Linked DNA regions of Homo sapiens: region 1 is linked to region 2. Evidence: read pairs that join two places in POLR2A ChIA-PET (ENCODE). Cell type or tissue: OCI-LY7. All regions are shown on one strand.

Region 1 (5,000 bases), 130 kb before region 2:
TCTCAAAAAAGAAAAAAAAAGATCAGATATTAGAAGCTTCCTTGGGCGGGCTGGGTGGAGGCCAACTGGGGTCATTGAGGCAGGCGCTGAGCCACGTTTCTCCCATTAGAAGCCTAAGGGGCCTCAGTGACCCTGACTAATGCCTGTAGCATCAGCTTGGCCTGGGCAGGTGGTCACCAAATCCGAATGTCCAAGCCACAGTGGGACCAGGAGAGGAGGCCCAAGCTGAGGAAACAGGGAGGCAAAGTCCTGTTCCTAAAGTTCAAGGCTGAGATCTGTCATGGCTGGGATCTCTCCTCTGCTTCCAGAATGGGCTAGTAAGTCTCTTTCTTCATTTTGGATTTAGTCCCCCGGTGACACTGCCTGATGAACTAGGTCAGAGGTCATGCCTGCTTGTGCTTAGTTTCTGCCCTTTGAAGGGGGTAGTAGCTACCTGGGAGGTGGGAAAAGTGTCAGGGATGGCGGCTTCCCAGAGGCACTCCCAGATGGCTCTGTGGGTTTCCTGGGATGTCCTTCCTTACCCCATCCTGGCTCCAGGCCACCCAGACTGGGGTGCCATGTCCCTGCGCTCCAGGGAGTGCCAGAGGGCTGTCCTGGCTGAGGGCCCAAGGGCCAGCAAACCCCAGCCCCAGGGCCCTCCTTTAGCCTTTGTTCCTCTCCCCCAGTGAAGAACTCGCTCTACCAGTTCTGGGACTGAGAGTCATGGCCACATGTTACCCTGCAGCTCCCTGGGGTGGGGTGGGGGTGTTTGCTCTGGGAGTGGGCTGGGGTATGCCTGGACCTTGGTGAGGCATGCGACCCCAACTCTGAGTTTGGAGAGTTCCACGGGTGCTCAGCCCTGCTCTGTGGCCAGGCTGAAGGGGTCCCCAGGACTGAGCGCAGCTTCAGTGGAACAAATATTGGCTGAATATCTGCCATATGCCTTACTGGCAAGGTCAGGGACTGATGGGGCTTCAAGGCACGTGCACCCAGACTGTGGAGGCAGGAACAACGCAGGGTGGGGGTGGGGTGGGGCCGGAGGTTCCCAGGTGGGAGCAAGCAAGCCTGGGGCTCTGGGAGGCTTCTTAGAAGAAGTAGCTTCAGAGACCAGAATTATTATTATTAAATATTTAGAGACAGGGTCTCACTCAGTCATGCACGCTGGAGTACAGTGGCACAATCACAGCTCACTGCAGCCTTGAACTCCTGGGCTCAAGTGATCTTCCTGCCTCAGCCTCCTGAGTGGCTGGGACTACAGGTGCGTGCCACTACACGTGGCTAATTTTTTCTTTTTTTTTTTGTAGAGATAGTCTCACTATGTTACCCAGGCTGGTCTTCAACTTCTGGGCTCAAGTGATCCTCCTGCTTCAGCCTCCCAAAGCTCTGGGATTACAGGTGTGAACCACTCTGTCACCGAGGCTGAAGTGCCATGGTACGATCCTGGTTCACTGCAGCTTCCTGGGCTTAGGCAGTCCTCCCACCTCAGCCTCCCAAGTAGCTGAGATGACAGGTGTGTGCCACCATGCCCAGCTAATTTTTTTGATTTTTTTTGTAGAGATGGTATTTCGTCATGTTGTTCAGGCTGGTCTCAAACTCCTGGGCTCAAGCAATCCATCTGCCTCAGCCTCCCAAAGTGTTGGGATCACAGGTGTGAGCCACTGTGCCCAGCCATTATTATTATTATATTTTTTATTTTTTTGAGACGGAGTCTCACTCTGTCGCCCAGGCTGGAGTGCAGTGGTGCGATCTTGGCTCACTGCAACCTCCGCCTCCTGGGTTCAAGTGATTCTCCTGCCTCAGCCTCCCCCAGTAGCTGGGATTACAGGCATGTGCCACCATGCCTGGCTAATTTTTGTATTTTTAGTAAAGAGGGGTTTCACCATATTGGCCAGGCTGGTCTCAAACTCCTGACCTCGTGAGCCACCCACCTCAGCCTCCCAAAGTGCTGGAATTACAGGCGTGAGCCACCGCGCCTGGCCTATTATTATTATTATTATTTTTGAAATGGAGTCTCACTCTGTCACCCAGGCTGGAGTGTAGTGGCACGATCTTGGCTCACTGCAACCTTCAACTCCCGAGTTCAAGCGATTTCTGCCTCAGCCTCCTGAGTAGCTGGGACTACAGGCATGCACCACCACACCCAGCTAATTTTTGTATTTTTAGTAGAGACGGGGTTTCACCACATTGGCCAGGGTGGTCTCGAACTCCTGACCTTGTGATCCATCTGCCTTGGCCTCCCTAACTGCTGGGATTACAGGTGTGAGCCACCTCACCTGGCCATTATTACTTTTTTGAGACAGAGTCTTGCTCTGTTGCCCAGGCTTGAGTGCAGTGGTGCCATCACAGCTTACTGCAGCCTTGACCTTCTGGGCTTATGGGATCCTCCCACCTTAGCCTCCTTAGAGGTTGGGCAGGCCCACCTGGTGAATTTGTTTTTATTTTTTGTAGAGATAGGGTCTCTACAAAAGCCATGTTGCCCAGGCTGGTCTTGAACTCCTGGGCTCAAGCAATTCTCCCACCTTGGCCTCCCAAAGTGCTGGGATTACAGACATGAGCCACCACGCCCGGCCCCAGAATTATTTTTAAATAAGATATATATTTTTTTCTGATGATAAGAGTAACATGTATGAAGTGCAGGCTTGTGGTGGTAGCAGGGACCTCAGGTTTTATTGGCTGTAGGATTTCAGAGAAGGAAAAAAGCTGTGTTGGAGAAAGCAGGAAGGTGTCTTGCAGGAAGTGACACTCAGAAGGAGCCATAAAGGGATGGGCCCGAGGAGGTGCGCGTGCCTTGGACACTCTGGTCCCTTAACAGATGAACATTCAAAAGGAAAAAAATAGTAACATGTGCTCTTACAGAAAAACATAAAGAAAAATATAAAACCACCCAGAGAGAGAGTTGCTACTAACATTCTGGTTCATTTTCTTCTAGTCTTTTTTTTTTTTTTTTTTTTTTTGAGACAGAGTCTTGCTCTGTCACCCAGGCTGGAATGCAGTGGCGCGATCTCGGCTCACTGCGACCTCTGCCTCCTGGGTTCAAGCAATTCTCTGCCTCAGCCTCCTGAGTAGCTGGGATTACAGGCACCCGTCACCATGCCCAGCTAATTTTAGTGTTTTTAGTAGAGACGGGGTTTCACCATCTTGGCCAGGCTGGTCTTGAACTCCTGACCTTGTGATCCACCCGCCTCAGTCTCCCAAAGTGTTGGGATTACAGGCGTGAGCCACCTCACCCAGCCTCTTCTAGTCTTTTATTCATGTATAATTTAACATGAATTGTGAGCATCCTAGACGAAGTTTTATATCTTGTGTACTTTTTTTTTTTTGAGATGGGGTTTTGCTCTTGTTGCCCAGGCTGGAGTGCAGTGGCATGATCTTGGCTCACTGCAACCTCTGCCTCCTGGGTTCAAGTGATTCTCCAGCCTCAGCTTCCCGAGTAGCTGGGATTACAGGCGCCTGCCACCACGCCTGGCTAATTTTTGTATTTTTAGTAGAGACAGAGTTTCACCATGTTGGCCAGGCTGGTCTCGAACTCCTGATCAGGTGATCCACCCACCTCAGCCTCCCAAAGTGCTGGGATTACAGGCATGAGCCACTGTGCCTGGCTGGGCATGTGTGTTTTTAAGGCCTGTTGCCTCCGTGGGAATGGATTTTGGAATGCATTGTTGTGGGGAAAAGGGGAAGGGGGAAGAGAGAACAGCTTGGGTGAAGGTCAAGAGAAGAGATGGCAGGGTGGAGTCCTGGAGTAGTAAATGCAGGTGTATGTGTGTATGACACGTGTGTACGCATGTGTGTCTGTGTGCACGTGTGTAAGGCATGTTTCTGTGAGATCTTGGCTGAGTGCTGGGCTGAGGTTTGGACTTGTCCCAGCAGGCAGTGGGGAGCCCCTGAAGGGCTCTGGGTGAGGAAGCAGTGCCTGTGGCAGCGGTGCCGTGGTGCATGCAGGATGCCACCTCGGTGCATGCGTTGGCAGCAGCATAGAGGCAGGGTTGAAAGAGGTGGATTTGAAGTTGGCAGCCCTGGCAAGGGCAGCCTGAGCTGCAGCGCTGGAGGTGGGCGCTGAGAGGGGCGTGTTGGGGTCAGAGAGCCACAGAGGTGAATTCACCAGATGTGGCAGCTGTTTTGGGTGTGCTGTGAGAGGGCAGAGCCGGAGGCCTGTGGCGGGCATCCTGGGTGACTGGAAACGGAGTACAAGTCACCTTTGTCTTCTTCCCATGGAGAGAGGGCATGGTCTTGACCTGGATCCCTGAGCATTTGACCTAATGGTGTGGCCTGGGGCTGTGCCCAGGTGGGGAGGTCAGCCTGCTTTGCCAGGGGAGGATGGTGACTTAACCAGGGTCACACACCTCCTCAGGGGTGGCGTTGGGCTTTGGCTGACTCTGTGCCTAGCTGACCCCTGACCATGCATGCCTGGTGTCTCCAGCCTGACTGTGCTGTCCAGGGGTTGTGGTGGCTGAAGTATGTCCCCCACCCATGTGGGATGGCTCTGGGACCCCAGCAGGTAGGGGGACTCTGGCTTCCCTCTCAGGGTCTCTCCTGGCCACAAGTTGGGCAAAGTGTAGGCCCTCTGGCCAGGAGTTGTGTAACTCTGGACCCTTGGTCCCCCCACAGCCCGTGGAAGCCACCGATGATGCCTTTTGGGACCAGTTCTGGGCAGACACAGCCACCTCGGTGCAGGATGTGTTTGCACTGGTGCCGGCAGCAGAGATCCGGGCCGTGCGGGAAGAGTCACCCTCCAACTTGGCCACCCTGTGCTACAAGGTGAGGGCTGCCCAGTCCCTCCTGCTACTCTTCCACCCTCCCAGCCCACAGCAGGAGAAGGCAGGCGCATCCAGGGCCTCCCGCCCCACAGGGGCAGGCAGCCCTGTGGCCTCACTCAGCTCTTCCACTTCTCTGTGGTTCTCTTTGCTGGGCGTTGGGACCACGGCAGCCGTCATTTATGGGGGAGTCCTCCAGGCCACATCTGACTGAGCACCTTCCACAGATCAGTTCATTTAGCTCCCTCTGTGGGGTGGGTACTGCCAGGG
Region 2 (5,000 bases):
CTGTCTTCTTAGAGGAGGGCCAGTCCTGGGCAGGCACTGCCTGGCTCCCTCATCAGACCCCCAGGGCTCTCAGGGGCTCTGCCAGCTTCCTCGCAGGGAGCAGGCTGGGTCAGGACACAGGGTCACCCTCTCTCCCTTGGTTTAAGGAATGTGAGGCTGGAGTGCTGGGGGGTAGACGAAGAAGGGCATGGAGTGTTTGGGAGGAGGTGTCCTCCTGGGCCGAGGGCATCTGCTAGACACAGCTGAGGCCGACAGGCAGGAGTGCTGGGAGCCCTGGGCAGACAGGTGAGTGCCTAGGGGCCAAGGGCAGGCAGGAAGTTGCCAGTGGTCACGCCAGGGCAGAAATAGCATCAAGGACCAAGGCTGCGGACTGCCGAGTCCTGAGCTGCTGACACCGAGGCTGGAGGCAGGTGGCATGTGGCTCTGTTTTCCTGGGCCTGGCAGCACAGCTAGGGGACAGGGGACCCTCTGTGGAAGTGGAAGGGGGCCTGTGGCCCCATCTGTTCAGAGCAAACAGCTTGCGTTGCTGATGGAGACCAGGCTGGCTTCAGTTCGCAGCCCTTTACGGTGACCCTCCTCCTGGGCTGCCACTGGAGACAGGCTCACAGCACGCCCTCCAGGCTGAGTTCCCCAGAGGCAGCCTGCGCACCGCAGGGACAAGGGGCTGTGTTCCCAGTGCTCTGAGGAGATGGCACTCTTAGATCTTTCTGTGTCTCCCGCTTCTGCTCTCCGGGCTACCCAGAACCGTGGTTAGCTACTCACACACGGAGACCACCAGTGTCCGTGTCTGTTCTGAAGCTGACCAAGCCCTGCTCTCTCTGTTCAGAACATATCTGACAGCCTCTCTAGCCTGTGCCCTCACCCCTCAGGTGAAGCCCACGGGGACACGTGACATTTCCTGGTGAGCAGCACAGGCAAGTGTGAAGGGGCAGTGGCCAAAGAGGCCAGCTCACAGCTCGGTGGCTCCTGTCTGGGGCCCCCCGCAGAGCCCCAGGGCTCTTTTGCAGGTGGGAGGCTGGGTATCCTATGGTCCCCTTTGGGCCAGGCCCACTCCCTGACTCCTGGAAGGAAGAGGTGGTTCTGATGGGACCCACAGGAAACCAGGCAATGTCTTCCCACAATGACACTGGGAGTGAGATGGAATCTTCATCTATTACTTTTAATCAGAACTGCCTGACACTGTCGGGGACAGGAGGGGAGGAGGGGAGCGTGGAAACCGGCCTGAGAAAATTGCCGGTAAAGAAGATGATTTGTTTCTGCCTCTCACCGCCCGCTCCAGTCCCCGCCACTCCTGACTCTGAGGGCCTGGGGACTCCTCCTCCCCCGACATCACAAATCGTCCCAACCCTGGTCAGTCAAGCGGAAGCGGCGACCTAGTTCCTCCTTCCAGTCTCAGCCCAGGGAGCTGCCTCCAGCTTCACCCACTGGGGGTGGATGGCACAGGACACCTGTGGGACAGCCCAGGACCCTGAGCAATCTGCTTGCCCCAGAGATTTCTGCGGGTGGGTAGAGGGGGGTGTGCACAGCTGTGCCTATGTGAGAGATCCACCCCACAGGAGTTGTGTCAGGGCAGGATGTGCAGGAGGGGTACCGGGGAGAGAGCAGACAGGCTGGAGGCGGAGTCCCTGTGAGCCAGAAAGGGCTACAGAGCAGAGCTGAGCAGGATGGGGTGGGGGTACAGAGGCCAGACTGGGCCCGGGGCACCTGGTGATTTGTTATTCAGGAGGCTGCAGCAGACTGTTCTGCCACCATAAGTGGGGCACAAGGGTCAGGGCAATGGGGGCAGCTGCTGTAGGGCAAGATTCAAATCCTGCACTGCCACTGCCATCTCGAGGTACCACCTTGAGACCTGGCACTTGGCCCTGCCCAAGGCTGGCATGAACTTAGAAAAAGGCAAGTGGAGAATTCCTCTAGCTGTCTGTCACTCGGCCCTGGGCCCTGGGTCTGGTGAGCAAGCAGGCAAGAAGGCAGGAAGAGGTCAGCTGTCTGGACGTGAGCATCCCTGCCACTGCTCTCTCCTGCCCTGGACACAGCTCGTGCTTCTCTGCTCCTCTAACTCCCCAGCCTCACATCTCCAAAGAAAGGCAGCTAGCTCTCCTTACAGCCCTGACTGTGGGATTTCCTCATGGTAAATAAACCAATTTATAAAGTAGGTTTCCAAAGAAATGAGACGGCTGTACACACACACATACACCCCTGAAACATACACCTTCTAACTGGCGTCCTCCAGAGCAGCTGTCTTGGGAAGAGGCACCTTTGACACCAACAATGATGTAGAACAACTTCTAGAACCTTCAGCTAGAACAAAGCCATGGCGGCTGGGCACAGTGGCTCACGCCTGTAATCCCAGCACCTTGGGAGGCCGAGGCAGGCAGATCACCTGAGGTCAGGAGTTTGAGACCAGCCTGGCAACATGGTGAAACCCTGTCTCTCCTAAAAATTAGCTGGGCTTGGTGACGCGCACCTGCAATCCCAGCTACTCGGGAGGCTGAGGCAGGAGAATCACTTGAACCTGGGAGGCAGAGGTTGCAGTGAGCTGAGATTGTGCCACTGCACTTCAGCCTGGGCAACAGGGCAAGACTCCACCATCAAAACAAACAAACAAACAAACAAGCCACGGATATGGGTGATTAAAAAAGGATTTCATGATCTTCTAGCCATAATTAGTTTCACCTCGTAATGCCACTACCTAGATTACCTAGATTAGTCACCCATTTCATTCTTTTGATTGTCTTAAACAAGTCTATTTGCAAAAACCAAGTCTACCTTCGTGGGCTGGATGTTTGCTGCCGCCTACGAGTCAGAAGCAGATGCTAGAAGCTCTTGGGAGGTGATTCCAGAGTGTTAGAAAGTGGGATAAACACCTGACGGGGCAGGCGCAGCTGCAGGGCCATGTGGGCTTTCGTGAACTCCCCTTGGTCACACCCTGCACTGCTGTCAAAAGCTCACCCAGCTGTGTGGCAGCTCGGCTGCATGGAGATGCCACCAGCTCTGGGGCTGAGCAGACCGAGTGTGCACCCAGCAGAGGTGGGTCATTCACCCATGAATCCTGACCTGCACTCAGGGCGCTCACACACCAGGAGGGGGAGAGGCCGCCATGGTGAGGAGCATATCCGGGAAGGACAGGTGGTTCTAGAAGAGCCACGCCCCCAAAACAGGGGTGAGGACCAGCTTCCCAGTGGAAATGGCCCCAGTTGAGGCAGAAGGTGAACCCAGCTACCTGGGGAGGGGGCAGGGCCCTCCAGTTCGGCACCACCATGAGGATATGAAGGCGGGTGCTGGGATCTGTCCCCTGGGAGTGGAGAGTGAAGGGAACTGTTCCAGCCTGGTCTCCAAACCAGCAAATTCAAAAGAAACTAGCACCATCTAGAAGCTCGTTTCCCTGGGAGATGGAGGAAAGGGAGGGAAGGGAGAAAAGGAAGGAAAGGAGGAAGGAAGGGAGGAAGGGAGGGACAGAGGGGAGGTCAGGGCCCTGACCTTGCAGAGTCCTGGGACCATGGCCCGAGGCTTAACCCCCACTGCCCACCTGGCGAGGCTCCTGTGGCCCCACCCCCTTGTCTGGCCCCTCCCTGCCTCCCCTGGCTGCGGGAGGAGCAAAGTTCAACAGCCATCTCCTAGATTGATCGCCACATCCCTGGGAGACAGCTGCTCCAAAAACTCATTAGGTCTGATCATAAATCAAGATGAAACGAGGATGACAGGTTATGGAGACCCTGCCAGGATGCGCGATGGGGAGCAGGGCTCCAAGAGCCACACCGACGCCCGGGGCTCAGCCACAGCCGCCAAGACAGCCTGCGCCCACCTCGTGGAGGCTGCGTGGGAAGCCAGACGGGTGTGGAGGCGGGACAGAGCAGAAAGTGCTCCCCAGACATGCTAAGGACCAGACACCCAGGACTTCACAGTCAGATGTGCAGGGGGGTCGGCCCCCAGCAGGGCCTGCAGTTCCCCAAGAGCCTATCACAGGCAGTGCCCAGAACATCCGCATCCACATCCACCCACAATTGCACACTGGGAGTCCCGCTCTGAGTGGTGGAGAGCAGCAGTGAGAAGCTGGGAGGAGGCAGAGGGGAGGACAGAGGAGGAGGCTGACACAGGTCACACGAGCGGCTGCTGGGCCTCGGAAGGCTCAGCTACAAAATGACAAGGGGAGGCAGAAGACTTCTCTCTTAATATCTGAGTAAAAGCCAACGCAAAAGCCACCGCATTTGTCTTGTGTCACCCATGGGCCCAACTGGACTGTTCATTCCTTCATTCAACAACAATGGACTGAGTTTCCCCTGGGTGCTGGGCACTATGCTGGCCATCTGGGGACAGCACACTGAGACAGGGGTCCTGTCCTTCTGGAGCCCAGAGTCCAGGGTACCAGAGTCCAGGTGGAAGGTACAGGGGACAAATTATAACCAAAGAACGGGCTGGTTATCAGGCACACTAGCTGTGGGGTACATGATGAGATCCCCGTCGCGGGAGGCGGCCAAGCCTGAGGGAAGGAGGCACGTGGTGGGGGTCCCAGAGGGGAAGCAGGTGTCAGACGGGACGTGGAGGACCTTTCGGAGCCGTTCCGACCCTATAGGTCTGTGGCTGCTGTGACTCCTCATGCTTTAGGAGCAGCTCAATGCGGGGTAGAGACGAGGAGGGGGGCCCCCGAGGACACCCATAGGCAGAGCCTCACTGAGGCCCCGCGAGGTCGCCTGCCAAGGCTGCTGGCTGCTCACAGGCTCATCCTGATAGTGGATCTCAGCTCCACACGCAGGCCTCGCCACACTGATTCACCTGGGCCACAGCCACTCCCCTCCCTCGCACACTGACACCTGGGGAGGGAGTGAGGAAGACAGAGCGAAGGCACAGGAAGTCATTGTCTTGGAGCTGAGATAAAACAGGCACGAGTCCTGAGCTGCCAGAGGCCAGTCAGAGAAGGTGCCTGCCTTCCCTTTCTGAGGAGGCTAGAAGTAAAATTTACACAAGGACTGAGCTGCCAGGAGGCACATCCAGTGTACGGGCAT

What was found. ChIA-PET counts read pairs that join two places held together with the same protein. Peaks named below come from ENCODE experiments on the same cell type or tissue, not always from the same donor. Only the 100,000 strongest peaks of a DNase experiment are listed, where the experiment ranks them.
Region 1: POLR2A ChIA-PET joins it to region 2 with 5 read pairs; 2 of 35 experiments call an interaction of 5 or more read pairs at or near these places.

The regions. Positions count from the first base shown.
Region 1 is chr17:74,964,217-74,969,216 of GRCh38, reverse strand. HID1 (HID1 domain containing) reads left to right here. Exons shown (of 19, transcript NM_030630.3): 2 at 4,585-4,734. Among named protein-coding and RNA genes, the nearest start is that of HID1-AS1, 4.0 kb to the left of the region's middle. RefSeq lists a silencer at 4,195-4,353. In OCI-LY7, no CTCF peak of the experiment used is centred here; no DNase peak of the experiment used is centred here.
Region 2 is chr17:74,830,631-74,835,630 of GRCh38, reverse strand. All of the region lies in intron 9 of SLC38A12 (solute carrier family 38 member 12), which reads right to left. Among named protein-coding and RNA genes, the nearest start is that of GRIN2C, 27 kb to the left of the region's middle. RefSeq lists an enhancer at 3,450-4,370. In OCI-LY7, no CTCF peak of the experiment used is centred here; DNase peaks (open chromatin) are centred at 1,450 and 3,030; H3K4me3 peaks cover 1,989 bases; H3K27ac peaks cover 2,951 bases.